Regions from separate parts of the Homo sapiens genome. Here all the other regions are linked to region 1. Evidence: read pairs that join two places in POLR2A ChIA-PET (ENCODE). Cell type or tissue: CD4-positive, alpha-beta T cell. All regions are shown on one strand. Links, peaks and the distances in the headings refer to the core of each region. The heading gives the core; the rest is flanking DNA.

What was found. Peaks named below come from ENCODE experiments on the same cell type or tissue, not always from the same donor. Only the 100,000 strongest peaks of a DNase experiment are listed, where the experiment ranks them.
Region 2: POLR2A ChIA-PET joins it to region 1 with 8 read pairs; 5 of 35 experiments call an interaction of 5 or more read pairs at or near these places.
Region 3: POLR2A ChIA-PET joins it to region 1 with 5 read pairs; 2 of 35 experiments call an interaction of 5 or more read pairs at or near these places.

The regions. Positions count from the first base shown.
Region 1 is chr2:239,288,436-239,298,499 of GRCh38, forward strand. The region is part of intron 2 of HDAC4 (histone deacetylase 4); the gene reads right to left. Among named protein-coding and RNA genes, the nearest start is that of MIR4269, 12 kb to the right of the region's middle. RefSeq lists enhancers at 2,755-3,284, 3,285-3,816, 7,092-7,708, 7,709-8,324 and a silencer at 5,723-5,782. In CD4-positive, alpha-beta T cell, for the core only: no CTCF peak of the experiment used is centred there; DNase peaks (open chromatin) are centred at 5,746 and 7,436; H3K4me3 peaks cover 1,633 bases; H3K27ac peaks cover 1,240 bases.
Region 2 is chr2:239,345,109-239,355,172 of GRCh38, forward strand. It overlaps HDAC4 (histone deacetylase 4), which reads right to left. Exons shown (of 27, transcript NM_001378414.1): 2 at 7,570-7,810. The coding sequence starts at 7,591. MIR2467 (microRNA 2467) reads right to left here and starts at 6,696; the gene lies at 6,616-6,696. RefSeq lists a silencer at 7,359-7,552. In CD4-positive, alpha-beta T cell, for the core only: no CTCF peak of the experiment used is centred there; no DNase peak of the experiment used is centred there.
Region 3 is chr2:239,163,398-239,173,461 of GRCh38, forward strand. HDAC4 (histone deacetylase 4) reads right to left here. Exons shown (of 27, transcript NM_001378414.1): 6 at 406-526. Among named protein-coding and RNA genes, the nearest start is that of HDAC4-AS2, 25 kb to the right of the region's middle. In CD4-positive, alpha-beta T cell, for the core only: no CTCF peak of the experiment used is centred there; no DNase peak of the experiment used is centred there.

The DNA.
Region 1 (10,064 bases), core at 3,154-8,153:
AACTGGAATTCCCAGCTAGCACAGTAAGACAAGGAAAATAAACACAGGAATTGGAGAGGAAGACACTAAACTAGCATCGTTACTTTAACAGTCTTTGTCTTAGAAACCCTGAAGAATTTACAGAAAAAAATTTTTAGAAATTATAAGATTTTAATAAGATGATTGGATATAAAAATAAAATATAAAAATCAACTGCAATTCCAAAAACTAGCAAGGGAAAACTTAATTAAAAAAAAAACGTATTGTCTGCAACAGAAAAACAAAACAACTACAATCTACCAAAGAATAAAGAATAAATCTAACTTGACACGTACAAGACCTTTATAGAGAAAATTATAAAAATCTATTGAAAAAAGACAGTAAAGAAGACCTGATGGAGGGAAAGAGAAGCCACACACACAAATATACTGTCAGGATGCCAACCCTGCCTTCAAATTCATCCATAGAGTCAATGCAATTCCAATCAAGTTTCAGGCTAGGCTTTTTAAAGGAACTTGTCTCTAGACAAGTCACAGCTTAGGAGGAGCTGGGACAATTGCAGGGAGGGGGCTGAGACAGGGGAGTGCGGCTGCAGCGCCTGTCAAGGAGACAGTGCCCTGCTGGCCCCAGGACAGGCTCTGGAGCAGCTGAGCACAGGGAGGGTCCAAAACAGATTGAACTTGGAGGATGAGCTGGCCGCACAGCTATCCCAGAGAAAGGGTGTAAAGTGTCAAACATTATGGTTCTCAAAATGAGAAAAGAAAATGAAACTGATCCCCACCCTGCACCCCACACAAAAACCAAAGGCTTAAGTATGAAAGACAAAACGTCAAAGGCCTTAAGAGAAAATATACAAGGTTATCTTTATGGCCTTGAGGTAGGGAAGGTTTTTTGGTGGTTGTTTTGTTTTTAAATGAAATACGAAAAAGCACTAACCACAAAAGAAAAGGTCTGTGTTTTGTCTTAGTCGAGGTGTCATTTAAGAACTGTTTTTGCATATAACTTTTCTTATGTTACAATATGTGTGTGTGTTTCCAGATCAAGGAAGTCGAGTAAAACACTTCTAAGTAACATTTTTTCCTTCTTCACTCACTAAACCTTTACTGAACTCCAACTAAGTGCCCAGCACCAGGCCAATAAAGAATAAAAAGACAGGAGGAGCAGAGGTCTTTTCTTCTGGAAATCCAGGCTGGGGAGAGAGCACACATCACAGGGCAGGAGCAGCAGCCCCTCAGCCACTGTGTTGGGCACGCAGGGCCCCTCCCAGCCACCTGGCTCATCTGATGTGGGAGCCCACGGAGAGCAGAGAGCACCCCCCAAAGTCCCCGCCTGATGGGGCACCAGAGCTCTGCCCGCTGCCTGATCCTGCCCAAACTCTGAGAATGCCCCTGGTTATAACCCTCCGTTTCCCTACTGTACACACTGGTGCACAAATCTGCATAAACCCTCACTTCATAATCATCCTTCAAATTACACCTAACCTTATCCTCTTGATGGTTCACCACTTCCTAAATTTTAAAACAGCATCGTGATCTTTACTCACCATTTTTGAGTTAAGGAAAACAAATGAGAGAATAAAATTAACAAAGTTCTATCAACTACAGAAAAGATCTTATTTTCTAATCCAATTACGGCAAATAAAAAAGGCATCAAGAGTTAATATAAATGTACACTCCATTGAAATGGCTTAATCAAAAGACACAACATTAACCAGGAAAAATTCACTCAAGTCTTGTCATTCAAACTTAAAATATATCAACATTTTTACTAAATTTATTTTTTTTCAAATGTGCACTAACATTTTCCATGTTATCAGACTTTACTCTTACCTAGTTCCCTGTCAGCTGAGCTAATTCCTTAACTATAAAGAAACAGAGCACCCTAAGGCCAGGCTGTGGGGACACCCAGAACCAACGGCACGTGACATGAAGCACCAGCGACATGGGGACACCAGCACCAATGGCGTGAGGATGTCCAGCACCAATGAGTGGCCCATTTTATGTGGCTGAAGGACACCTTCTGTGTGGACTAGGGAGAATATGGTAAAACTGGAGACCCTAGGAGTCTTCCATATCACCCCAAGAGAGTTTTGGAGAGAAAGGGGATTTAGAGTGTCAATCTTTAGAAAAATCAAACAGGCAGGGCAAGCTCCTGAAATGGGAGTAGGCACACACACACACACACACAGGCACGTGCGCACAAGCAGTCACGTACACACATGTACGCACACACAACCACACATGCGCGCACGCATGCATTCAGTTCGCACGCGCATGCACACACACGCACGCACACACTCACATACGCACTCACGTACGCACACACGCGCACGCACTCACACACACACCACACACGCTCCCGTGTTTAGTGTGTTTCTAGGGCACTATGGGGAGGGCCGGGGTTCTATACAGGGCCTGGCCCACCTGAAAGTCCATGTGAAAGGCAGCCTCCAGGGCTCCTATCAAGTGGGTGGCTTCGCTCATTCACTCAGGAATTTTTCGTGGCACAGTAAGGCAAGGGGTGGGGATTTTTCTTTAAAAGCTTTATCCAATCATGACTAATGGAATAAGTGAGCCAGGCCTCAAGAAAACCGAGGACAAAAGGAAAGAGCCGTTCAGAAGGCAGCGCCTGCCTCCACCTGCTGGTGCGTGCCCGGGACAGGGAGGACGGCAGGTTTTACCAAGCACTTTCAAACAGAAATCCAAGTTCCCAACAAAGAAAACCCCAAATACAATAGTCCCTGGGGTCCTTGTTCAGCCCCCTTTTGACTGGGACGCTGCCGTCGAGTGCCAGGGGGTGTTATGACAAAACTGAAAAGCATGGCGGGTAAGAACGTTCCAAGGCATGGCTCGCCTGCCAGGGCTGGCCCGGGCTGGCCAGGGCCAAGTGCACACGGGGATGGGCCTTGCCAGGCCAGCTGCGACACCACAGGCTTGCTGAAAATAGCCGGTGTTTGTTTACATGGCCTGGGCTGAGAGCCTGATCGCCCTCAAAGAGGGGTCCCCTGGGTGGCGGGGGGCCTGAGGGCACACAGGAAGAGCTGCAGTGGGATTTTCAAAGAAACGTCATCATCTAGAGACCCTGGAGCTCTGGAAAGCAGGAAGGCCGCTAGGTCGCCCCTCTGGAACTTTGGTTTTCATGGGTGTCAATGCGCAGCAACCCACGGTAGGGCCCGAAGCCAGCCTGCTGCTCAGGCCTGGAGAATGAAAACAGCTTTAAAAGACAACCTACAATTAACACAGGGACAATTATCTTCCTAATTTAGGTTAATTTCTACTTACAGCCCTAGCTGGCAGGTCGGGGGAAGGGCAATATCTATGTAAGAGCTTCTTATTTGGTTCTTCTAAGTCCACACAGATATCATAAAGAAGATTTCCAGTGTCCACCATCGCCTTCTAGAAAAGGGGCCTAAGCTCAAGAGTCCCAGCTAGCTGGGCCTTCTCCCCGGGAGCCGCCGATTACATTTGCATGAAAATAGAACCTTTGTTTGCAAGAGTTCCCGCTCCAGTGGATCCCTCCTTTGTCTGCAGCACAGCAACTGATGGGGCAGGATGCTGGTGTGTGCACACAGCCCAGCTCAGGACAGCCACGCCAGGGGCTGCGCGCACGGCCCAGCTCGGCCCAGCTCAGCCCAGCTCAGGGCGGCCACACCAGGGGCTGCGCGCACAGCCCAGCTCAGGACGGCCACGCCAGGGGCTGTGCTTGCCCATCGTGGCAAGGCAGGCAAGGGGACGGCCAGGATGGTAGGTGGGGCCCCAAGTGTTCCGGTGTTTTGTCAGTGTGGCTGGGGACTCCCAGCCGGGCAGGTGCTGCAATGCGCTGGCTCCCAGAGCACCTGCAGAAGCAGTCCCAGGGGACCCTGAGGTCACCTTCACCTGGTACGGCAGAAGACAAGATGCCCTCACTCACTGCTCTCTGCGTTCGAGGATAAACCCCTTTCTAGCACTGGCTGTTTGTTAGATGTGTGACAGAAAGACCCTGGAGAGCTTCTGCACTGAGATGGGCAGTGGAGGCTGAGCCCCGCTGTCCATCTGGAGCACAGAGCCAAACAAATCTGAAGGGCTGGCAGTGACCCCACCACTCCAGCGAGAAACCAGTACCCCTGTGGGCATACTTGGCAGGGCCCAGAAAATACAGACCCACCAACCCACATCTAAAATGCATCTCTTTACTTCCAGAAAAGCAAGTCAATATATCCTATCTGGGAACTCGAGCCAAGTAATGGGTCAGGTCAAATAAGGCATGATCCAGTGTCATGAACTAGCAGACTAAGGCGGGAGGCTGGGTCGAGAGGATACTGTTTCTTTTTTGTTTCTTTGTTTGGAAGGGGGGTGATGGAAGTTCATTACCAGAAGCCAAGGAGGCTCTCTTTCACCAGGTCTCTCACGTGGACCTAGACCGTCCTTTTAATACCCAAACAGAAATTACAAGAGACTAAAAGCTGGGTGGAAACAGGTATGCAACAGCACTAAGAGCAAAACCTTGCTCAGGCCTTTCAGTGGGAAAAAGAACATTTCCGATTTGAAGTTATCACTCAATAAATAGCAAGCTCCATTAGATACAGTTTTACTTAAAAAAATAACAGCTGAATGTCCCTATAGACATGAAATGAGACCACCCACCTGGCCTTCAGGTTCAGGTGTGAGGCCAGCGGCCAGCTCCCAGGTAGCCCAGAATCCCTTGGAAATGACTTTCCTTCCCAGGTACCTGCTCCAGCTGGGTCAGTCCTCACAAGGCGTTTCCCAAAGGGCATCCCGTGAGGAATTTGTGTCCATGGGATACAAATTCCCTGAAATAATAAACTGGACAAGTCTCTTCTCGACAGATCCCAGCTGGCTTCTCTACTCGGGAGCTTCCCAGAGCTTGAATGTAGCAGTTGCCTTCTGAATTTCTCTGAGCTTCCCCCAAAGGGGTTTGACCAGGGCCTGTCCCCTGCCCTCGGTTTTTATGGTGAATAACTGCAAACACCTTGCAAAACCGCAGGGTCCCAGAAAACCCTATTTGAGAAGGGCCCTACCCTCCACAATCAAAGGGGGATACAATCTACCCCAGCAGGGGCGGAACATTAACAAGGGCGGAGAGCAGCAAAGGAGCGTGGGAGAAAGGTCACATTCTTGCTACCATGAGGTAGTTAAGGGGTCAAGAGCCAGGCAGAAGCTGAGAGCAGGAGCCCGAGGCCCACCTGCTTATGGACACAGGGATCCCCAGACCAACGCACAGGGCACCTCCAGGCTTCCTGCAGTGGCTACGCACAGGGCATCTCTGGGCTCTCTCCAGCTGATGCGCTTCTAGCTGCTGTGCCTGGCCACGTGGTTTTCCTGTTTTGGGTCCACTGCACCCTATACTGGGAGGCTAACCTGTATCACCTGGACATACAGTTTACGTGCTCCCAAAATACCTGCACTCAGCGGATGGCATAAAAACCTGACGGCGAGAACGCCAGCCTCCTTCCTCCTTACAAAACCTTTCTAGTGGGAAAACATTTAACAAGTATTTGCTAAGCACCTGTTAGGGCCCTAGAACTCTAAAAGTAACAGGAGGACTTTAAATCATCCACTTGCAATTTACTAACTTGCCATTTGTTAATTTAACAGAGACATTTCTAGAGAGAACTGGGCCACACAAATACCCGCCCATCGTCTCCCAGCCCACCCTCTGCTGCCTATGGGAGGAAGAGCAGCTCATTCTCACAGGTTGGGCAGAAAGCTCATGGATGCTCCGTGCAGTGCAGGGTCGCTGAGGCGTCACATTTACGCTAAAACAGAAGTGCCCCATGATCCACCTCTATCAACTCCCAGTGACTCAGACAAGGACCGCAATCACCAGGCAGGGGCAGCCCCTTCTGAACCTGGGCACAGAACACTCAGGGAAGCTGTTCGCCGTGAGGACGTGGACACTGGGAGCTCCTGATGGGCCTTGGCAGAGGCCTGACTGATCAGATCTGCACTTTGGAAAGGTTCTGAAAGCTGTGGATAGGCTGATAGGGAGTCTGGAGCCTACCTGGCTCCCAGGGCAGAGATGAAAAAAAAGAGAAAGAGACTGCAAGGAGGTCGCGCCACTGTGTTTCAGAAACTAAGTCCCCGTTGAAGGTGGAAAGGAGGGAAGAGCTCTGTTAGACCTAGGCTTCTGAGTAGGTGGGGCTCTCTCTTTCTGGGAAGGGACAACAGTAGTGGGAACAGCTGGGGCACACACAGATGTATTTGTGGGCACCCCAGAATTCCTCATGGCTGAGGCTCAGGATAGCAAGCAGAGCTGGCTCCAGAACAGGGAGTTGGAAGGAAGGGGAGCAGGTGGGCCTGCCTCGGAGGCCTCGGAGGCAGCACAGCCCACCCAGGCCAGGAGCTCAGCGTCTCAGCTTCCTCATCTGTAAAATGGGGCGATGCCACTCCTCCCTCAGGGTCATGTGAGCACCATCCAGGTCAGGACTGTGCGCTCTCAGGACAGGACAGAGGGCCACAGAAGCTAGGCCTCTGCTCTGACTAAGGGGGTGGGTGTGTGGGAGGCCCGGGAGAGACTGTCCAACGGCTTCGGGACAACGCCCGTCTGATAAGACTTTTAGTGCTAGGGAACAGCTGCTAAGGGTTTTTTAATAATGTGAAAAGATGATTATAGGCCGGGCGCGGTGGCTCACGCCTGTAATCCCAGCACTTTGGGAGGCCGAGGCGGGCGGATCACGAGGTCAGGAGATCGAGACCATCCCGGCTATAACGGTGAAACCCCGTCTCTACTAAAAATACAAAAAATTAGCCAGGCGTAGTGGCGGGCGCCTGTAGTCCCAGCTACTTGGGAGGCTGAGGCAGGAGAATGGCGTGAACCCGGGAGGCGGAGCTTGCAGTGAGCCGAGATCGCGCCCCTGCACTCCAGCCTGGGTGACAGAGCAAGACTCCGTCTCAAAAAAAAAAAAAAAAAAAAAAAAAAAGATGATTATAGTAAACTGGCAAGGGTGAAAAGCAAAAGAGCAGATTTTTATTCATCCAAAAGCTGGTTACATAAAAACCAACGAGAATGAGACAAGATGGGAGCCGGAAGGAAACACATGAAAATGTTCACAGCTGAACCCAGGGTGACAGGACTAGGAGTCAGAGACTCTCTCCTTCATACGCCTTTGTCCTTTCTAAAACTTCCCAGAGCAAACAGGTCCTCCCTTATCATTAGAAAGGAGAACAATGCACCCTGGTTTGTTAAAGGAGAAAGCTCTTGGCATTCTCACTTTGTAATTTGCTGTTTCCTTTCAAGCTCAGCCTCTGGGAGGCTTTTCATTCTGTTTTGTGTCTCGTTTACCATTCCCGTTCAGTTTCATTTTATTTCTTAAATGGACATCCTCACCAAAACCACCACCACCAACAAAATCACTACCAATGACTTTTGCACAAACAGACCAAAGAAGTGGGCCACCTGTGTGAGTTCTAGGGCAGCTGTCTCTCCAAACCACATCACAAGTGCCCCCAGAGCCCTTCATTGTCTTTCTCAGCCTCTTCACTGCTCTGTCACCAACTCACACTTCATTTGCAACAGCTTCTTACAGGGTGCTGAAGGAAGAGCCAGTAATTAGAGCTACCAGGCAATGGGCGCATCTACAGAGGGACTCTTCATCTTCACAGAAGCAGCAGAGAGCTGAGGATGCTATCACGCCCATTTTACATGAGGACACTGAGGCACAAAGAGGCTCAGGGATGGTCCAAAGTTAATCCAGCAAGAAAAGGGGAGCACCAAACTGGAGCCTGCACAGGCTGACCTGGAGCCGTGTCCTTGAGCACTCTGCTTGTTCAATCAGAAAGCCACCACTCTCAAAGCACACACACACACGCACATATGCAGGTATGCACACATGCACGCACACAGAGGATGTGCTTAGCTGTATGTGTGCCCTGGGCGTGGACACCAGCACTCTGCCCAGAAGGAGGCCAATACCCGCCTGGACCAGGGTCTCTGCAGACAGTGGCACAGGGCGGTCATGGCCAGTCCTGCAGCGCCCTGGCCCAGCTGGTTTTCTGGTTTTTCCCCATTTCACTGGCTACAATGGCTCCTTTTTCAGATGCAGGCAGCCAGCTGAGTGCTGACACTCTAATTCTAAAGGTCACCCCGTGACATTTCCTGCAGCCTCAACTACCTTCCAAGGCCTCAGCAGATCAGGGTCACAATGCTGGCCGGCATTTAAGAGAAACTGCGCTGTTTTCTTTTTTAGGACTTCGCATTTATCTAATCATTTCTGGATCTTTTTCCTTGAAAATAAGTCACTAAATAACAAACCGAGGCAGCACTGCTTAAATGTGTCCCCAGACAGGGATGAAATGGGGTGCCTGTCCACTGTCGGGCCCCGGAGCTGTGCTTCAGTCAGGTCAAGGGAGCATGGGAACCAGGACTTTCACCTCCGCCCGGGAGATTCTTCGGGGCAGATATATTTAGAAAGCGTGGATTAATGATTAATGATTAAACTCACTCACCAGGTCTGTCAAAAGTGGACAGTCCTGGAGCCATTTGCCCTAATTTCCCTCAACATTCAATATTTGATTGTCCCCGCCAAAGAAGTGATCAGCTCTCCAGATGGCTCCAAAAGATGTTCGTGGGGCTGCAGGGAACAAATAAAACTCCCATTTCTGTTTGTTTTCATGTAAAAAAAAAAAAAAAAAAAAAGGAATTAAGTCTTATGCTGCTTCCTACAAGGGCTGGCCTATGCATCCTTGGGTCAGGGGCACGGGTGGCTCCCCAGAAGCCTCTGGACCCCATGTGCTGCTCTTTGTAAGCTCTGACAGAAGTGGAGACTGAAGACAAGGCAATCACAAAGGTGCCTGAGCCCCCAACCTTCCCACGAGCAGCCAGCGCTCACCCAAACCTTGGCCGCAGGATGAGGCAGGCCCACAGCTCTGTCAGACAGCAACCCAGGGTCTCTGAAGTGGACTTCGCTCCAGAAAGGGTCCCATGCTGTCCCAGAGAGCAGCGATCCGTGCCACCAACCTGTGGGCAAGCCACAAAGGTCCCCGCTAGAAGATGGGACCCAGAGCTTTGCATTGCCATTTAACTCAGACACTGGTGTGACAGCATAGGGTTGAGACGGGGTTGCAGAGGTCAAGTCCAGACTCTGCGGCTCCCTGGCTGCCCGGCTATGAGCTACTGTGGAGCGGTGCTGTGCTGCGGTTTCCTTAACGGAGGGAATCCAAAGCAGGACATGAGAACGCCTGTGCATCACCTGTGGTCACTGCTGGCTAATGAGGCCTGGGGATGCCAGGCCCCAATGGTAGCGCCCATCACAGTGCCAAGGACTTGCCTCGGGATTGCACCACGCTGTCACCATGAGCCCCATCCCCTCAGCACCCTCTGGGCTCAGCCCCACCTGACACAGGGCTGTGCCACAACGAAGGCCACAAATGCAAAAAGAAAATCTTAGAAAGACTATGTTTATCACTTTAGAACTTTTGAGAAAATTGAGACCTTGAAAGTGAAAGTGAACTTTCAAAACAGAAAGGTAAATAGTGTTCTTAGAATTCAAGCGGCAACATGTGCCTCTTCCACAGGGCCCCCAAGTCAAATCATTATTCCCGGTGCCGCGGCTGCTAAGTGCCTCTGTCCCTACATGGCCACCACTACTGATGCTGAGATGAGAAGACACCAAAAAAAGGCAGGAATTAGCACAATATTGAAGAGATACCTGTGTGTCATGGGTCTTTAGGGTTGCTAAAATATTTCACAGGATAAAAAAAATTAATGGACTAAAACATAAACAAGAAATTCCAAACCAAATAATTCTCCTCACCAAACATTTGCTGACAGCAAGCTCAGGGAACAGCAGAGGCCCGTCTCGGTATTCCGGAAGCAGCCAGACCTAAGATCAAATCCAGGCTTGACGACAGACTGGGCTGGTGCCCTGGACAAGCGGTGGCTTCCAGAAGCTGGGGGAGCCCCTGGGCATCACGTGGAGATGAGAGAAGATGCTTCCAGAACCTGACACACAGTAGGGATCCGGAATCGCCAGAGCTCTTGCACCTCAGAGGGAAACAGGGTATCCTGAAGTTCAAGTGCATGCACACCGTGGATACTCTAGGGTCCCAGCAACCCCAGCTATTACAATCACACTGTCACTGGGTGAA
Region 2 (10,064 bases), core at 3,455-8,454, 57 kb after region 1:
CCCAGGCTTTCTCATTACCTCCCGCCACCTTGTTTCTGAGCAAGGGCCATGCTCAGAATCTGCAACCCACCTGTCACCAGAAGCTCAGAATCAAGGTCTTGGGTTAATTGCAGGTCTTCAAAATTCCTTTTCTGCCCCTTAAAACTTTGTAGTACTCCTGGCCGGATACAATGGCTCATACCTGTAATCCAGGACTTTGGGAGGCCGAGGGGGCAGGATTGCTTGAGTCCAGGAGTTGGAGACCAGCCTGGACAACATGGTGAGATTCGGTCTCCACAAAAAATTTTAAAAATTAGCTGGGCGTGGTGGCATGCAGAGGTGCATGCCAGAGGTGGTCCCAGCTACTCGGGAGCCTGAGGTGGGAGGATCGCTGAAGCCCAGGAAGCTGAGGCTGAGGTGCATACCACCACACTCCAGCCTGGGCGACAGCAAGACCCTGTCTAACACACACACACACACCCAACACACACACACGGACACCCTAACACACACATACACACACCCTAACACACACCCTGTGTAAAACAACACTCTCAACCCTGTCTAAAAAACACACACTCCCTAAAACACACACACCCATCTCACACACATGCACTCACCCTAACACACACACCCTAACACACATACACACCGTCTAAAACACACACACCCCCGTCTCACACACATGCACTCAAACACACATACACACCCTAACACACATACACATCGTCTAAAATACACACCCCCGTCTCACACACATGCACTCAAACACACACACCCTAACACACATACACACCGTCTAAAACACACACACACCCCCATCTCACACACGTGCACTCACTCTAACAAACACACACATCCTAACACACATACACACCGTCTGAAACACATATACCACCGTCTCACACACTTGCACTCACTCTCACACACACATCCTAACACACATACACACCGTCTGAAACACACACACCCCCATCTCACACATGCACTCACCCAACACACACACACCCTAACACACATACACACCGTCTGAAACACACACACCCCCATCTCACACATGCACTCACCCAACACACACTGTCTAAAACACACACACCCTGTCTAAAACACACATACATACCTTAACACACACATATCCTGTCTAAAACACACACCCATACTTTAATACACAGACACCCACACCCTAACACACATACCACACCCTAAAACACAAACACACCCTAACACACACGCATACAGACCATACACACCCGTCTAAAACACACATACACACATCTTAACACACATCCTGTCTAGAACACACACCCATACTTTTAACACATAGTCTAGGACACACACACCCTGTTTAAAACACACATACATACCTTAACACACATCCTGTCCAAAACACACACCCATACTTTAACACACAGTCTAAGACACACACACCCTAACACATACCACACCCTAAAACACACAAACACACCTTCACACACACACACACACACACAGACCATAACACACACACCTGTCTAAAACACACATACACACCTTAACACACACACACTCTGTCTAAAACACACACCCATATCTTAATACAGTCTAAAACACACACACTGTCTAAAACACACACCCTAACACACACATACCCTAACACACACGCTCTAAAACACACCCTGACACACACACCCTGTCTAAACACACACCCTAACACATACACCGTCTCACACACACACACCCTGTCTAAAACACACACACACCACCTAACACACACACCCTGTCTCACACACACCCTATCTAAAACACACACACCCTAACACACACACCCTGTCTCTCACACACACACCCTGTCTAAAACACACACACACCCTAACACATACACATTGTGTCTAAAACACACACACGCACCCTAACACACACACCCTGTCTAAAACACACACCCCATCACACGCACACACCCTAACACACATACACCCTGATTCACACACATACAACCTGTCTAAAACACACACCCTAACACACACTCTAACACACACATACACACAGACACTTTGTGGTATTCCTGAGACATTCAACCACTGCAGAGCATTATTTAAATGCCATAAAAATGCATCTTTATGGATCATTTCTATATTAAAATATAATAATCTTGGCGGCCACAATAGTTAAAATAAACAGATTCAAGATCAAATAAAGTTAGAGCAGAACATGAGGACTGGAAGCAATCCCAGAGGAGAGCCTTCTCCCTGGACTCACAGGGTTAACACTCAACAGTGGTCTGAAGCAACTGTATTACCATGAACTCACTCATCACCAAGTCATTGTGGACAGAGACTTTTTAGCTGCTTTTATGTGGATGGGGGTAGCTCAGACTGAACAGAATATTAAGAAATCATAGAATGGCCCAAATGAACACACTGATCTTAAGTTACACACGTTTCCCACAAAATCCTTTTTTTTTGTTTTGAGACAACAGTCTTGCTCTGTCGGCCAGGCTACAGTGCAGTGGCACCATCTCGGCTCACTGCAACCTCACCTCCCGGATTCAAGCGATTCTCCTGCCTCAGCCTCCCGAGTAGCTGGGACTACAGGCGCGTGCCACCACGCCTGGCTAATTTTTGTGTTTTTAGTAGAGACGGGGTTTGACCATGCTGACCAGGCTGATCGCGAACTCCTGACCTCAAATGATCTGCCCACCTCGGCCTCTCAAAGCACGAGGATTACAGGTTTGAGCCACCGCACCCGGCCACTTATTTTGTTTTGAACTAAACATTATCCGTACCTCGCACCAAGATTCCAGGAGCGAGAGGATGCTCAAGTTACCGACCACTGCCTGCTCAACCAGCTTCCTATCGAGAGCATCATCCCGGTGACCATAGACACGTCCCAGCAAATCCACGTCCCAGCAAATGCACTGCTTCCTATCGAGAGCATCATCCCGGTGACCACAGACACGTCCCAGCAAATCCACTGCTTCCTATCGAGAGCATCATCCCGGTGACCACAGACACGTCCCAGCAAATCCACTGCTTCCTATCGAGAGCATCATCCCGGTGACCACAGACACGTCCCAGCAAATCCACGTCCCAGCAAATGCACTGCTTCCTATCGAGAGCACCATCCCGCTGACCACAGACACGTCCCAGCAAATCCACGTCCCAGCAAATGCACTGCTTCCTATCGAGAGCACCATCCCGCTGACCACAGACACGTCCCAGCAAATCCACGTCCCAGCAAATCCACTGCGGGGCTCCTTGACACTGAGAACTTTTCTGGGCAAGACTTTCTCTAGGCACGAACATTCCGGAAGGGAAAGTAAATGACACTGGAGGGACGGGGTAGTGTTAAGTGGGTGGCCAAGTAACAACGTCTGCCTTTCCTGCTGGCCAGTCAAGTCACCAGTATCCTAAGCCCTTAACCACAAGGAAAGACAAGGACAGTTACTTGGAGAACTGTCCTTGGAGGAAAACAAGGGAATGGGAGAAAAAAAAGGAGGCGTAGCTTGTCCTGCCAGCAGGCCCCCGTGGGCTTTCCGTCCACACTCCCGGTTTCATGCCAGGGACTCTGGCTTCAAGGCAGAGGCTCTGTGTCCTGACAAACGCATCCTGCCCTGCCACAGCGCATCCCCTCAGGGAGGGTGTGGAGGGCTGGCCGGGCAAGGGGCGTAAGGCTCCAGGGCCTCCTTTCAAAGGAGAGCCCTTCCAGGCTAAGTCAATCCAGGTTCTTCCCTCAGGCCGCTCACATCATTAGAAATCGTTCTTTAGAGCAATAAAATCCCAACAGTTAAGCAGCTTTGACGTCAGAGAACCAGGGCCTGGCTCTGGCAAAGTTCAGCGGGAACAGCAATAAAACCGTAACACAAAACTCACCCAGCAGCAGAGGACTTTCACAGAACACAGGAGAGGAAAGCCACACACACTGCACTAGAAGGGCACTTCATCAGCAGGGCAAAGCCAAGTCACATGACAAATGTGAGAGGGGGCCCATGGGCGGCTGGACTCCCCCAGCCCGGCCTGCCCAGGGAGTGAGGGCGGCACGGGCACCCACACCAGGCCACACAGGAGCAGGGCCCCCATGCCAGATGGGCAGGCAAGGGTGAGCCAGGCAGGCAAGAGTGAGCCGGGTGGGCAGGGCGAAGGACAGGGCCAGCTAGCAGAGGACGGCACGAGAGACACACGGAGGGAGGGGAGGTGCAGCCAGGTAGGCCCCGAACACCACGTTGCCAGGACTCGGCTCCTCGGCTCAAGGAAAAGGGACAGCGGTTCCGTGGCTGTGCTCTGACACACCTAGAAATTTCCCGCTCAAGAGAGCAAACTGAATCCTTTAGTATTAATGATTTCTCTTCCTCCCAAAACCCACTAAAATGATGAAAAGCAGGATTGGAAAGCACTTCCAGCAATGCCTGGGAGCGGACGGACAGGTGCATCAGCTGACAAGAAACACAGAGGAACTTCCCGAAACTAGAGATCTCTGGGGATGGAGCTGCTTGGGAAGGCACACAAGCGAGTGGGCCTCGCCCAGGAGGGAGGGCACGGTTCTGGGCAAGCCCCATCCCCCGCCTGAGACGTGGGCAGAGGCCGCTGGGCCACCAGCCAGTGTGTGCAGGTGGTGGTATGCACGTGTTGGGCACAAGGGGTCCTGCCTCCCAAGGGACCTCCGGGCGGAAGGGCAGACACGGCAGGGAAAGATGACAGCGGACAGGGCAGAGGAGGCAGCCAGCAGACTTCAGGCCCCAGGCAAACCACCTCAGCTGTACCCCCTGCACAGATGGAGAGCAGAGAATGGGCTGGGCCAAGGGGCAGCCCTGCCCTCACCAGTGCGGCCTGTCTTCAGCCTCCAACCCACTGAGAGAGAGAATGGAGAGGTCGTGGGTGGCAATAAGGCGCACACAACCCAACTCACATGGGCAGGACAGGCCCGGGCAGGCCGGTGATCAAACTGAACCGCAGCGGCTGAAATTCCCACAGAAAAGGCCAAACAAACCCAGCACCCCGCGGTTTCCAGAGCTGAGCCTCAAAGAACCCGGCCTGAAAAGGTTAGAGACAAGCGGATGGAGAAATATTTGTTAGCCAAAAGAAACCAAGGGTAGAAATACCTCATGAAACACTATAAGCTCTCGGTCAAAGAAACATTAAACAAAGAGAAATATATTATATTTTGATAAGAGACCTGATCTACCAAAAGAACAGTCATTAATTTTTAAGCTTTAAAAAAAAACACTGAACTATATAAAGCAAAAAATGGTTATTAATGTAAAAAGAATATTATAAGACTATAATCACAGTAGAAAAATACACTTTTCCAAGAAATCGAGCAGACAGAAAAAAATAAGTAAAGCTATACTGATTTAAATAACTCAACTGAGTTAATATATAATTAAAACAACATATAAAGAAAGGATACATATCCTCCTATATATAAATAAAATATATATAAATGAGAGAACTTTTTTTTTTGAGACGGAGTCTTGCTCTGTCGCCAGGCTGAAGTACAGTGGCGCAATCTCAGCTCACTGCAACCTCTGCCTCCCAGGTTCAAGCGATTATCCTGCCTGAGCCTCCTGGGTAGCTGGGACTACAGGCACACGCCACCACGCCCAGCTAATTTTTGTATTTTTAGTAGAGATGGGGTTTCACTATGTTGGTCAGAATGGTCTCAATCTCTTGACCTTGTGATCTGCCCACCCTGACCTTCCGAAGTGCTGGGATTACAGCTGTGGGCCTCTGCGCCCGGCCGAGAACTTTAAATACAATATTGATACATACATACAGACGTCTTTAGACTGAAACAAAATCCTAAGAGCATACTTTCTCTTCAAATGCCTGCAGAGCATGTACAAATTATGATTATGTGTACACCAAGTCATACAAAAATATGCACCCCCATTAAAATAATCAAGTGTACTCAAACAATAATTTTCCCATAGCACACTGACAAAAATGAGAGAGACTGAACCTACCCAGTGCTGGTACAGCACAAATGAAAAATATGCATCCTCTTACACTGGAATTAGGAAGATCAGTTGGAACGAGGCTTCTGGAGCAATTTGACAGTCAACCTAATGATGTTTTAAGTGCACGGGCTCACTGACCCAGCTTCCACTTCCTGGAATTTGTCTAGTAGTGATACTTAGAAGTTTACAAAATATATGTATAATAATTGTTTGATGCCAATTTGGAATTGGTATAAACACTGCTACAACCACATAAATATCCATTCGCAAGGTATCAAAAGAGCAAGTTATATTTGCACACATACTGATACCAAAAGATGCTTATAACACATTAAAATGGACAGAATGTAAAACACAGGGCCCTGCCTATAGAATTATACTCTATGAAAATGCTCACACACATCACACTATGTTTAGACACAGAAAAAAGATACACTCTCACCCAACAGCAGCCCAGTGTAGGAGGGAGAGAGCCAGCTCCATTCAATGTCTATTTAGACACTTTGAGCCATAGCGCTTAATTTTGTCTTGGAATGATCATAAACCATTTCTTTACATCAGTCAATACATAAACAATTTAACTCAATAAAACTTTCATATCTAAAAAAACCTGGAATCTTGCCCTCTGGAATTTTCAGACAAAGACGATTCCACCCAGGGAAAGATGTGTGTAAGCGTTCCGGCAATCTCAAAGAGAGTGACCCAGACAGACCCTGAGCCTCTCTGCCTCTGCTCTAAGGAGCAGGACCCAGAGCCAAGGCTAACAGAGCCTCAGGTGCCTGTCCAAGCGTCTGTCCAGTGGCCACCGTCTTCTCTCTCATGTGGACGCAAGACAGAAGTCGATGGCTAAGTGCCCTTGAAGGCCACGGTGCGCTGGAAGTGGCAGGAAGCTGGGCAGCACAGGACTGGCTCTGCAGGAGCCCCACACTCAGGCAGGTCGGCGGCAGGCCTCGAGGTTTCATTATGGTGCACGCTCTCGGTGACTTTCCAAGGACAGAAAGTGTGAAGTCGTAAATGGATGGGCCCATGACATGCTTCTGAAGCTCAGAGCAGGACAAGCTTGCTTCCCAATCATGTGGGTCCCCCACCTACCAGCTCTGTGACCTCAGGCAAATTACTTCTTCCCTCCAGGCCTGAGATGATCTGGGGCTGTACTAAATGCTTGTAAAATGCTTAGTGCAGCCCCTCACAGAGGCCCTCAAACACCAGGAGCAACTGTGGCCACGACCTCAGTGGGAACATGAGCTTCTTCCCAGACAGCCCAGACGCCCAGTTGGAGGAGCACTCCCACCCCTCACACAACCCCTCATGAAACAACAAAGACACTGGGCAAGAAACCAGCTCTCCACATCACAACCTGACCTTTCAACATCACCCTTGTCAAAAAGCATCGAGGAAACCTGTGTGCCTCTCAAGTCAGCCTGCAAACCGGGGTCGCAGACTTGACTCCACATCCTCCCAGGTTTTATCATTCTTCTTTCACCAAGAGGAAGAATAAACCATCCATTTTGCACTTTGTGCTGTCAAAAACCAACAGTGACCACTATCAAGAAAAACAAAAGTCTCAAATCCAGAAAGCAAGCTGCAGTCACAAGAACTTCTACTTTGGGCAAAGAAAGCCCCGCTGTGTGCCCAGAGAAGAAATGACCCGGCCTTACCTGGATGGCTTTGGGAGCTCATTGCTAGCAATGTCCACTCCTTTAAGTGATTCGAAATGGCTCAAAATTTCCACGGAAACGATAGCTCCAACGAGCTCCAAACTCCCACCAACACATACAAGTACCGGGACGGTGAGGGCTGGGTCACAGACGTTCAAGCGCCGAGCCTCGCCGGCAAGGTCTCATGAGCCAGGTAACCCACAAGTTGAACAGAGGCGTCCGCTGGCTTCTGCAGATGAACCTGCAAGGTCAGAAGGAGAAAAGAGACTGGAGTTACAACATGGAAGTTCCGATCTGGAAAACAACATCCAACTAGGGAAATGATGACTTCCTCTTTTTTTTTGGAGACAGAATCTTGCTCTATCGCCCAGGCTGGAGTGTGGTGGCACGATCTGGGCTCACTGCAACCTCCACCACCCCTGCAACCCTGGGTTCGAGCAATTCTCCTGCCTCAGCCTCCCGAGTAGCTGGGAACACAGGTGCATGCCACCAGGCACAGCTAATTTTTGTATTTTTAGTAGAAACGGGGTTTTGCCATGTTGGCCCAGGCTGGTCTCAAACTCCTGACCTCAAGTGATCCACCCACCTCAGCCTCCCAAAGTGCTGGGATTACAGGCTTGAGCCACCACGCCCCACCAACTTCCTTCTTTATCCTTGTTCTGACCAAGGACTGATAGAACAGTTCGACGGAATCATTTCTACAAATACGAGCAGTGGGATTTTTGTTAGTAAATCACAGACATGTAAAAATGTCTCCAGAGAGCAGGGTTTCTCAGCCTCAGTACCACTGGGATTTTGGTTTGCGTATTTAGGTGTTGGGGTGTAGGGCTGCCATACACATTATAAGATATTTAGCAGGATCCTGGGCCTCCACACACCAGATGCCAGCAGCATCTTCCAGGTCATGACAACCAAGAATGTCTCCAGGGAGTGCCAAAGGTCCTCTGGGGGATAATATCATCCCCTGGTTCAAAATATCTGATCTAGAGACACCTTCCTTACCCCTTCCAGAAGTTTCTCCAACATTAGGCTTTTGAAAGGAAGCAGAGTATCTTCCAACTAATATAAATTTATTCTGTCATATTAGCTTATGAAATAAATATGAAATAAAATGTTTTAAAAGAAAAATCACTTTCAGCACATTCCCACCACAAAATGTCATTACTGCACGCTTGCATCAGCCTGGATCCATAGACATTCGTAGTCACAATGTCTGTGTAATCACAGAATTTAATTCTAAAGTCCGCATTCCTCACGTAACATGATAACCTAAAATAGTTCCCTCATGTTTCTGTCTTCATAATGACCATTTTCTCAGGTTTTCATTTTCTGCTTATAAAAGCAATACATGCGCATCACAGGTTAAGTATTTAAAAAGTCATCCATGATGCCATCACACACAGACAAGCCCTTGGTAACATTCTGACATGCTTCCTTGCCGTTGTTTTTCTTTGCCTTTTGCCCATACGAACCTCTAGTGATACAGCTGTCTATCACGTTCTCTGTGCTGATATTACAGCCAGGCATTTTCCAATGGCATTAACAATACCTGGTAAGCTTCGTTTTGAAGGGCTGTTTCCTATTCCATGTGTGGATAGACAGCTGCCCCGCCCCACTTCAGGAGCTTCGGATGAGCCTGCTGCTCCCAGGGAAGTGTCGGGCCAAAGAGTGGCATGTGGCACCAGCTGAGCTCATCAAGTTCTCTTTCCAAGGCCTGCCTCTTCAATAGATCAGTCACTAGATGAACCCAAAAGAGACAAGTCTCAGCACTCCTACCACTGAGAGTCCCTGGCTGATCCCAGCTCAAGTGCTTTCAGAGGCTTCTGTGTTCATCTTTCTTTAAAAGTGTGACCAATTCCTTTTCTTGATTTAATTAGTCTAGAAATTTTTTTTTTTTTTTTTTTTTTTTTTTTGCCAATTGCTTATAACCAAAGAACTCTAACCAGTTCATCATGTAAAGAATCACCCCCGCCCCCAAGGCTGGCTATCTAGATGCTTTCCAACTTTATGTTCATTGTATCTACAACTCTGATTAATATCTTCATGACTGTTGTTCTGTATCTGGTTATCTCCTTAGGAATGACAATGACTTATTTGTCTTCAGGGTCAGAATGTTTATTCATCTCTTGGTCAGAAAGAGACATTTTCTTGAAGGGAATGTAGATGGCATATTTTTCAAACCCTCACAAATCTCAGATGACAGTATCCTTCACACAAAAAAACACATCTCAGCTGGGTATAAAAATCTTAGATCACAAATATGCCCCCCTCAAAATTTTTGGATGTCATTCCCCCCTCAACATTGTAGGGAAGTTTAAGTCCAGCTCAATTACAGCTTCTTTCCAGGTAAAACTTTGGGGGCCGAGTCTTGATGTTGTGGTTGTTACCATTTTCTTCTGCCTGGAATCTACTGGCATTTTTTTCTTGAATCTTAAAATTCAAAAACGTTGTCAGAAGATACATAAGTAAGAGTCTTTTATTTTGTTCAAAACATG
Region 3 (10,064 bases), core at 2,827-7,826, 130 kb before region 1:
GGGGGGCCCACTCCCATGAGGACGGCCACCGTGTGAGTGGACCCCCAGACCACGTCACTCTGGAGGGGGGCCCACCCCGTGAGGATGGCTGCTGTGGAAGTGTACCCCCAGACCACGTCACTATGGAGGTGGGTCCCCCTGTGAGGGCAGGGGCAGCTGCCGTGTGAGTGTACCCCCAGACCATGTCACTCTGGAGGTGGGCCCCTCCGTGAGGACGGCTGCCGCACGAGTGTACCCCCAGAACACGTCACCCACATCCGAGCACCACTGTGCTTGGGGTTTCAATTCCTCACCCTCCTTCCCTGCCTCCGGTGAAGAGCTGGCTCCATGCAAATCTACCGGCGATCAGACAGTCCTCTGGGCCCCCAGAGAGGAGGCCGGGGTGCTCCCCACACCCACACTTACCCGTACCAGTAGCGAGGGTCGCTGGAAATGCAGTGGTTCAGATTCCGGTGGGCCAGCGCCTTCTTTTTATTGAGGACAAATTCTTGTAACTTCATCTTCACTTCTGTGCTGGCCACGGCACCTGGCGTGGGAGAAAGCATAGCAGGGGGTGAAGTGTGGCTCTGCCCTACAGCAGCAATGCAGGGCAGCGGGGCCACAGAGGGAGGGAAGGGCTGGGGACGGCTATGCACCTTCAGGACGCTGTGGCCTCCTGAGCGCTTCCTCAAAGAACCAAGGCCGGGAGGGGTTTTAATGAGAGGTTTTCTTCCCATCAAGATTTTACATCATTGCATTCTATTTAAAATGCAGATTTAATCATCCGAAAGACTTATTGTTAGCTAACACAAAACCCACTTCTGAAGGAAGTTTTAATATTCTTACATAAAAGAACACTCTGAATTAGGCAGTGGCAGCGTGGTGGTTGCATTCTTGCTACCGCAAAGCAGAATCTAAGAGAGAAGGCTTTGTGCAAATGGATGCATCACGCAGGGACAAAGCCAGTCTCACAGGCAGGCGTGCTTCCTTCTACACCTGCGCCGACATGACGGCCGGCTCTGCTTCCAACAGCATCAAAGGGCAGCGCCTGTCCTCCCCAGCTTGGCAGCTCAGACTCAGGCAGAGTGACTGCACCAAGTGGGACCGAAGTCGAAACTGTGGTTTTCTTCCGTGGCGGTGATTCTTTTTCAAAGCCTCATTAAAGGGAACTGGCAAAAAAGGCCACTCTCACCGCCTGAACACAAGGCCTGTTAGCACGGAGGCTGCTCGCCTCAGATCTCCAATCTAACCACACAGTACTTCTATCCTTCTTACAGCACCTTAAGTATCTTCCTAGTGTTGCATAATATTCAGATAGCGTTTGTAATGGTCAAAAACACACCTTGAGGTGAGTGAAGCATGTTTACAAAACCACTTCCCGACTGGGAGACAGTTTTGGTTGTTAGAAACCACGCTGCAGTGAACATTTATGAGTGGGTAACACTGACTACCTTTAGAATTACTTGCTTAGGACATCTTGGCAAAGTGACTACATCTAACAAACTTACTATTCTAACCCTCGGCACATCTTGGTAAATTGCTGTCCAAAATATCCCTACACATAGGCCAGGCCCGAAGGCTCACACCTGGAATCCCAGCACTTTGGGAGGCTGAGGAGGGCAGACTGCCTGACCCCAGGGGTTCGAGACCAGCCTGGACAACATGATGAAACCCTGTCTCTACTAAAAATACAAAAATTAGCCGAGTGTGGTAGCATGTGCCTGTAGTTCCAGCTACTTGGGAGGCTGAGGTGAGATAATCACCTGAGCCCGGGAAGTCCAGGCTACAGTGAACCAAGACTGTGCCACTGCACTCCACCCTGCGCAATGCGAGTTTAGACCCTGTCTCAAAAGAAAAAAAGAAAAACGAAACTTCTCTACACGCTGACCCCCTGAACCACCCATCCACCTGCAGCAGGGGCAGCTGCTCCTCCTGCTGGTCCTCAAATCACCATTTGCCCAAATCCAAAAGCCAGCAGGCATCACTGTGAGGCACCCCTGAGCACCACTGGACACGCGCCGATTTCCTCTCTTGCAAGATAATTCATGTCCTTGGCTTATGTGTTCTTAGAATCTTCCGGCGATGTGCACAGTGGTGTTGTGGGTCTGTGTGTGTGTGTGTGTTTCATACTTGTATCCACTGGAGTTGCGTGGGTTTCTTATGATAATGGCTGTATCGAGAGCCTAGTATATGCCAGCCCTGGCCTGGTTCGGCCTCGCATGAGAGCTATAAATAGGTATTCTCATCCCCCGACTGTGGATGGAGAACACAAAGGCGGCCAGGTGCGCCTCAGGTGAGGTTGGCTCAGTTACCAAGTCTCATGGACGCCCTGGTTCGTGGCTCTCGGCTGCTCCGTGTGTGTGTGCATTTACCCTGCCTCTTGTTTCCTTTTACAATTTGGGTAAAATGTTCAAATGCTTGTTTTTATAAAGTCTATTTTAGTTTTTCCTTTGTGAGTTTTCCCTTTCCTTAAAACTCTGCCATTGTTCCTCCTTTCAGTGGTTAATAAGCCATCATTTTAATTTTATCCTTGGTTCTGGTGCTGGGTTTTCATTCATTTGGTTATTTGCTAAATTTTTTCATGACTCACTCTGATGGCTCAGAAATGGATTTGGCATATAAGGCTCTATGGATATTCTGACCAACTGCTAATAAATGATTAATATCATTAGAAAGATGTCTTTTCCTTGCCACCTTCATCACATACCAAATGTCTTTGCTGCCACTCACAAATGGAGTTTTTGTTAGTTAGGCTCATTCTGTGTTCCCTACGGCAGAACCCCACTCCCATTACATTAAGGTGGAACTTTAATGTCTGGTCAAGGGTCAGTCAGCAATGAGACGCCTGGAAACAGGGTCTACCCAGGCTGTGGTGGGGCCTGCACTAGCCAAGCCAGGGAAACACAAAGACATTAACTACACGACCACCAGCATGAGTCCGGGAAGGGCCACCGTGATGCATGAGGCTTCAGGCTCAGGGCTCTCTGTCGGTCTGAGAAAATCATGTCATTGCCCGAGTCAAGCTGTGCCTGTGACGTCCCCCAGCTCATGCTGCTGAAGATGTCTCATCACCTAAGTTGTGACTGCGGTGAGCACTGCCCCAGGTAGGGTGGCGGTGGGGGGACAGGAGGGATGCTTTTTCAGGGCACCCGGCGTTAGACTCGAACATCACTTAGAAGCACTTTTAGCTGAACTGTCTGTCTGTAAGGGGACTGGTCAGAAGATCACACACTTATGGAAACCATTCGCTTCTACCATTCCCAGGCATGTGAGCACTGGCATTCCTAAAAGATTATCAGCAACAGGCTGCTAACTTTGGAAAAACAGACCCAGACATAAACCAGAGAGTTAACCTCGTAAATATACAAACTGCCTCCACAACTAGGAATAAAAGGAAAGGCCGGGCGGTGGGGAAGATAAGTGAGCAGAGAACACAGAAGGCGAATTTCAAAAGGAGAAGGCAAATTTGCCAATGAGTATGTTAAATCAGCTTAACTTTACTGATAAAAGAAATAAGAAGTGAAATGGGTAACTTCAATTTTTTGCCTTTACACGGATAACATTTTTTTGGGTACTACCCATGCTGCTGACAGTGCAGGGAAGTAGTCCAACCGCAAAATGATGCTGGTGACAGCGACAGTGAGGATGAGGACCCAGATGGCCAGTTGTTGGAGGGGACTGCCCTGCAGGTCCCCCTACATGGCCGTCCTTGAGTGGAGGCAGCAGAGCAGGACAAGAAGCAGGTTCTCGGTGTGCGGGACGAGGACGCCCTCAACACTTTCCAGTAGACCCAAACTCAGTGCAGTCAGCCTTACCTGCTCAAAACACCAGTTCCCAGGGACAGCTGTTACTGTGGATCCACTGGCCCTCCACGGGGGAGGGTGCGCACTCCAGGAACAGGACCCACTTTATGACCCACGTCCTCTCCCTGCTTCTGCAAACACCATTCGGTGGCAAAGGGTGACTTGGCCACAAGCCTGGGTCCTGCCTGGCTCCCTCTATGCAGGGCTGGGTGCTGGGCATGACTGGCGTTCATGCCCCATGCAGTGGGGGGCAGACATGACTGGGGTTCACACCCCACCCATGCCCAGCATAGGCCTGGCCAGCAGGAAACACGAGGAAGGTAAGTCTTCGATTCATGACCTTTCTAACCACCAAGGAATCTTCTTTTGATCTTTCAGACTTTACTAGGAGAGTATTCAAAATGAGGGGCTGATTCTGACCCCCACCCCGTTTCTGCACTTCTGGTTATGCACACGCTCATCTGTCAACAGGTTTCTCACTTAAAGTTCTAGAATGAAAAAACCCATTCAACAAATGGATAGCAGATCTCCCTAATTTTTACTTTTACTTTTTTTTTTTTTTTCTTAATTCACATTGAGTATCACTCATCCCCTGCATGGAGGCTTCTACAGAGGCTCTATGAGATGCCAGCCCGTTCTGGCCAGCAGAGATGAAGCGGTGGATAAAAGAGGCCAAGTTCTTCCCATACCAGGGGGCAGAGAGTGCACCCGAGACCTAAGGAATGAGCGAGCAACAGCTGAGCGGGGCAGAGAGAGGAGGACAGCAGCTCTGGGTGGGGCGGGGCGGGGCAGGTGGGGAGGGACGGCTGTGTTCGGGGAGGGACGGCTGTGCTCCCGGAGGGCCGTGGCCTGGGCCTGGCGAGTCCAGACGACAGAGCTGTGGCAGGTTCTGCTTGGCTTCTGCCTGAAAGTGCTCCTTTTTCTCTCCACCCCCTTGCCTCTGAGGAAGGCACAACTTCATGGAAAGGACACCTAATGACTTTCAGGATCAGCCTTTCACGTCATTTTTACACAGAGCAAAGGACTTGCTCAGTGACCTCCCTCCATTCCCTGCAGGGCTGCGCGTGTGGACCGCAGTGAGAGAAAGCGGGGCTGTATTCGCTCCACACTGCTCGGGCCGAGTCCAGCCTGCCCCTGCTCCTTCCCCGAGCTTATGTGAAGAGCCGTGTCTTAGATTCCCAAGTGCCGTTAATCTAAATCAAAACCTAGCTGGTTAAAGACAGTGTGTTCTTGCTAAACATGATGAAAACTGCCACCGTTCTGTCAAATGAATTGCATTACTTGGTATCAATAAATAAAAGTGCAGAATTATTTAAAATTAAAAGTAATGTAAATGTTTATAAGTGTAATGATATTTATTAGATACTCAATAAGAAATTCACTTAAAAAAAACCCAAGAGAATAAACAGATGCTGTGCACCGTGTTTTCAAATGCTTAGATGCTGGCGGTGCTTCGTGTCCCCCGCGCCGGCCCGCCACTGCTCCTCCAGCCTGCACAGACAAGAACCTCCTTCATGGGGGAAGACGCCGGCTTGGGCCCCGCTTACATAAGAGCCCCCGAGTGGCGTCCACCACAGGGGCCTGCGGCCCTGCGTCCTCACCACAAGACCACACTCTGAGGGCTGCAGAGCCGACACAAGCTTGCCAAGTACCCAACTGTACACAGTTTATTATTAATAATAAAATCTGACCACCCAAATCCTCAGTGAAAACCACCGGGACGGCCGCCTGTGACGGGGCTAGAGGGGAGCAGGAACATTCCAGAGCTCCAGTTAAGGGTGGACGGCGCTTCGGATGCAGCGCAGGGATTGTTTTGGGCTGGTAAACGGATCCAAAATGTTTTCTGAAGTGAAGTCTTTTCATATTCTGTGAGCCTCAAGATGGTATTTTTATTGGAAGAGTCTGGTAAACTCTGAGGAAGTAATTTAGACCAAGCTGCTTTTTAGCAATCTGAAAAACTCTTATTTGTTGGTTAGTTGTGGCACAAATCACCCAGCTGATATTTAAATTTTAAACTTCAATTCTTTGATAAGCAACTATTTTCCCTACTCCAAAGAAAAATACATAGGATACACCCTGGGCTACCGGCGAACCACAGAAGCGTGGAGGGGAGGCCGGACCCCAGGCAGAGGCCCCAGTGCTTGGGCCCGTGGCGCACACCCGCGATGTGGGTCCCACGCACGCCTCCTGCACTGCAGCGTCACCAGCACAGGCCAGACAAGTCAAAGCCCCGCGCACAGGGCTCCCACGGGGACCGCGTGCTATTGTCTACGGAAGGCAGCTTTCTAAAGTGGAAAGCAACCCCACAGGGTGGGCCCCGCCCAGCAGGCCGTGGAGCCCCTAAGATACTCAGATTCCTCACACGTGAAGCCAGAGGGCTCAGCTGCGCTCCTGGTCCTCAACCCAGGCAACGCACTAGGCAGCTTCAGAAGCAAGAACACTGCCAGCCGGGTTCCACTTGGGATCAGTTTGGCAGAACACCCTGGAGTGAACAGAGACCCACAGCACAGCCGTCCACTACCGAGAGGGCCCGGATCTGCATGCAAAGACCAGGCGTGCGTGTGTGCAGCCCTGTCTGCAGGGTCCTTCTCCTCAAGGCCTCTGCAGCCATGTCTGGAAGCTCTCCCCTATGCCGCCCCGTCTCCTCAAGGCCTCTGCAGCCATGTCTGGAAGCGCTCCCCTGTGGGCAATCCCTGGGGATTAAGTCACCACCTTATCTAATCAATGTGCCAGGAGCCAGGGCCATCAGGCAGATTTGGTACTCACTTTCAAATCCTGATGCAAAAATTAGACCTACAATGGAATATAAACCCTCCTCAGAGGCCTTCTACCTTGAAATTCTACCAGTTAAAGTGAAAAAACATTTAAAGTGCATTTATTATTTCAAGAGTAAAATGCTGTGATAATTGATAAAAGTGTTAGTTTTATGGACAAAAACAATTACTAAGAACTTGGAAATAGCTAAATAGAGGAATAAACTAAAAACTCAGAGAGTGCATTAGCTATGTACTCTTAGGAAAAATATATCTAGTCTGAAATAGCAAATATTTATAAAAATGTACAACATAATATAGGCATAATAATACAGTTTAGATTATATCCCAATTCTAATTTAGCATTAGTTATAACATTCATTACATTAAAAATAAACTTACAAACTGAATTTACTTAATAGTTATTTAATTCTTTTTAGAACACAAGGATTTCAAATACAAACAAATGAACAAAAATGTCCTATTTGGAAAAACTTCAAATCTAGTGCAGATTAATTAAAAGCAAAATGCCAATTTCACAATCTAAAAATTATATGAAGGCAAATCACCAAACACACCAAATATTAACATATCCTTTCACTCCAGACAAAACGAAGAACATAAACAGTATAAAGAACAGGTTAGGAAACCTGGAGTACTCCAAGCACATGGTGTTTTCAATAATGTAACTTCAAGAATTTTTATTCAGGTAATTCAATTAAACCTACTGGAAATGGTCAGAAGATCTAGACAAAGCACCCTAGCCTTCTGTGTGAAGGCACAGAGAACAACTAGGGCAGCATGGAACACCAGGGCCGAGGTCAGAAACAGGGACCGCGGGGAGCAGGACCCCACCCTCGGGTAGCCTGTTCTCTAGACTCAACAGTGGGTTTCGGAAGAGGCCCTTGATAGGGCCACAAAAACTGAGGAAAATTAAAGGACCCCAATAAACCTCATGAGCTTGTGCGTAGGACCTCAAAGGGATATGCCTTATGAGTAACGATGGCCAGAAATCCACCAGGCCTTTGAAGGCCTGAAACCCAACTCAGAATCAGCTCCAGACCTGACTGCATTCAGATGCTTAAGAAACTTGGCCACTTCTGGTCAACTGCAAGAAGGAAAACAAAGTCCACTCGAAAAGAATGTGTCACCATCCCAGGTCCCCCATCATCACAACAGTGCAAAGTCAGACATGCAACCTAAAATATCCAACCATAGAAATAAACACAATCTGACCAAAAAAAAAAAAAAAAAAATGAGAGAAACAACAGGCAGGAAAGCCTTGCCACAGGGCCAGAGAGTGTTACCAGTCAGACTCCAAAATAACTGCACTACGTGCAGAAAAAAATAAGATCAAGAAAGTCTATGGAAAACTATGAAAAAGGGCCAAATGAAAATCCTAGAACTGAAAACCAAATAAATGTAAAATCCAATGGATGAGTTTAACAGCAGATTATTGTGCAGGTAAAGCACAAATTAGGGAAGTGGATGATAAATTGGAAGAAAATACCCACACTGAGGCAAAAGAAAAAGGAAACAAAGACACAAAAATAACTTAAGAAACTTAGGGGATACTGAAAGCTAATCCAACACAGGTGTATAACTAAATCCCAGATAGATTAAATGGAGAGACTGGGGCAAAGTCAGTATCTGTTGAGGTGAAGTTTGAGAATAATCAGGTCTAAGAATTCATAACAGTATAAAACAACAGATTTAGGAATTACAAATCCCAAAAAGAAGACATTAAAATGAAAGCAACTACAGTTAAGCACATTAAAGAAGAACTTCAAAAAACCAAAGACAAAATCTTAAAAATAGCTAGGGAAGAAAGATTATTTCCAAAGAAGGAACAATAGGATGGACAGCTCATTTCTGGAGATTAACAATGGAAGTCAGAAGAGAATGGAATGGCATTCTCAAAGTGCTGAAAGAAAATAAATACAAACCTAGAATTCTATACTCAGCAAAAATAACCTTCAAAGATTAACCTGAAATCACATTTTGAACAGAAAGAAAATTCATCACCATTAGACCCACATTAAGGTAAACAAAGAATATCACAGATGAAAGTTCAGACATGCAGAAATTAATAAAAGTGGAAAGGATAAATTTATGAGTAAATCTTGACTATATAAAATAATAACAACAATGTCTTGTGATGTTAAAGATAAGTTTAGAGTTAAATACAGGTCAAAATAGTATATAAATTAAGAGTTAAAGTATCCCAGACCCTTACTTTGCCAGAATTGGCAAAAGTATTAATTTAGATAAGGCTGTGATAGATTAAAGACAGTTGTTGAAATCCTACTGATAATCAGTAAAGAAACAGCAAAATAGTGATTACCAAGCTGGTGAAAAAAAATATATATATATATATATATATATATCACTAAAAACATACACTAAAGGCAAGACAAGTGCATTAGAATAGTTGAGATAATTATAATTCATATTGTACAATGATAGATTTAAGCATAAATATATCAATAATTACATTAAATGTAAATGGGCCAAACTAATTGAAAGACAAAGATTGTCAAACTACGTATCAAAACTTGTGGGATGCAGATAAAGTTGCATTTAGAGGAAAATGTATAGCTATATAAGCATATGTTAGAAGACAGAGCTGAAATCAATGCTCTATGTATCTATATCAAAAAGCTACAAAAACCACAATACACCCTAAGAAAACAGAACATAGAGAAATAAAAATACTAGAAATTAATGAAATCGATATTCAACAAACAACATCCATAAAGTCAAAAGCTAGTCTTTGAAAAGAATAACTGATAAACTTCTGGAGAGAGTGACCAAGAAAAACAAAAGCAAAACAAAACAGCAGCAATAAAGAGAAAAAGCACAAACAACCAATATCTGGAGTGTAAAAGAGGACATCATTAAAGGTCTGACAGACATAAAAAACACCAGAAAAGGACATGACACCAAAAACCACTAAGTCAAAAATACAAAAATGTATAACAAAGGCATATATTTCTTTTAAAAAAATACAACTTAGCTAAAGTGAGCCGGGGGGGAAAAATGTCCCAGGAACTATTTTAAAAATTGAATAAGTAATCAAAAACCTTTGCACAAATGAAATCTTAGGGTTAAGATGGCTTTAGCAGTAAGTTTCACAAGATATTTATGGAAAAAGTAATATCCATGTTAAATAAACTTTGCCAGAGAATACAAAAGGAGAGAGGAATGATGCTTAACTCATTCTGAGGCCAGCACAGTCATGACACCAAAACTTGACGAGGACATTATGAGAAAGGAAACTGTTTGGCAATCTCCCTCAGGAACACAGTTGCAATCATACAAAATAAAATGTTAGCAAATCCAAGTTTTCACTACATAAAAGATAATATATTACAATCAAGTTGACTGGGGTTATTTTAAAAATGCCAGTTAGAATTTATATTCAAATAAATCCATATGCTTTACTTCATTAACCACATAAAGCCAAAAAATCATACAATCATCTCAAAAGATGCTGAAACAGCACCTGACAAAAATCAATATCCATTCA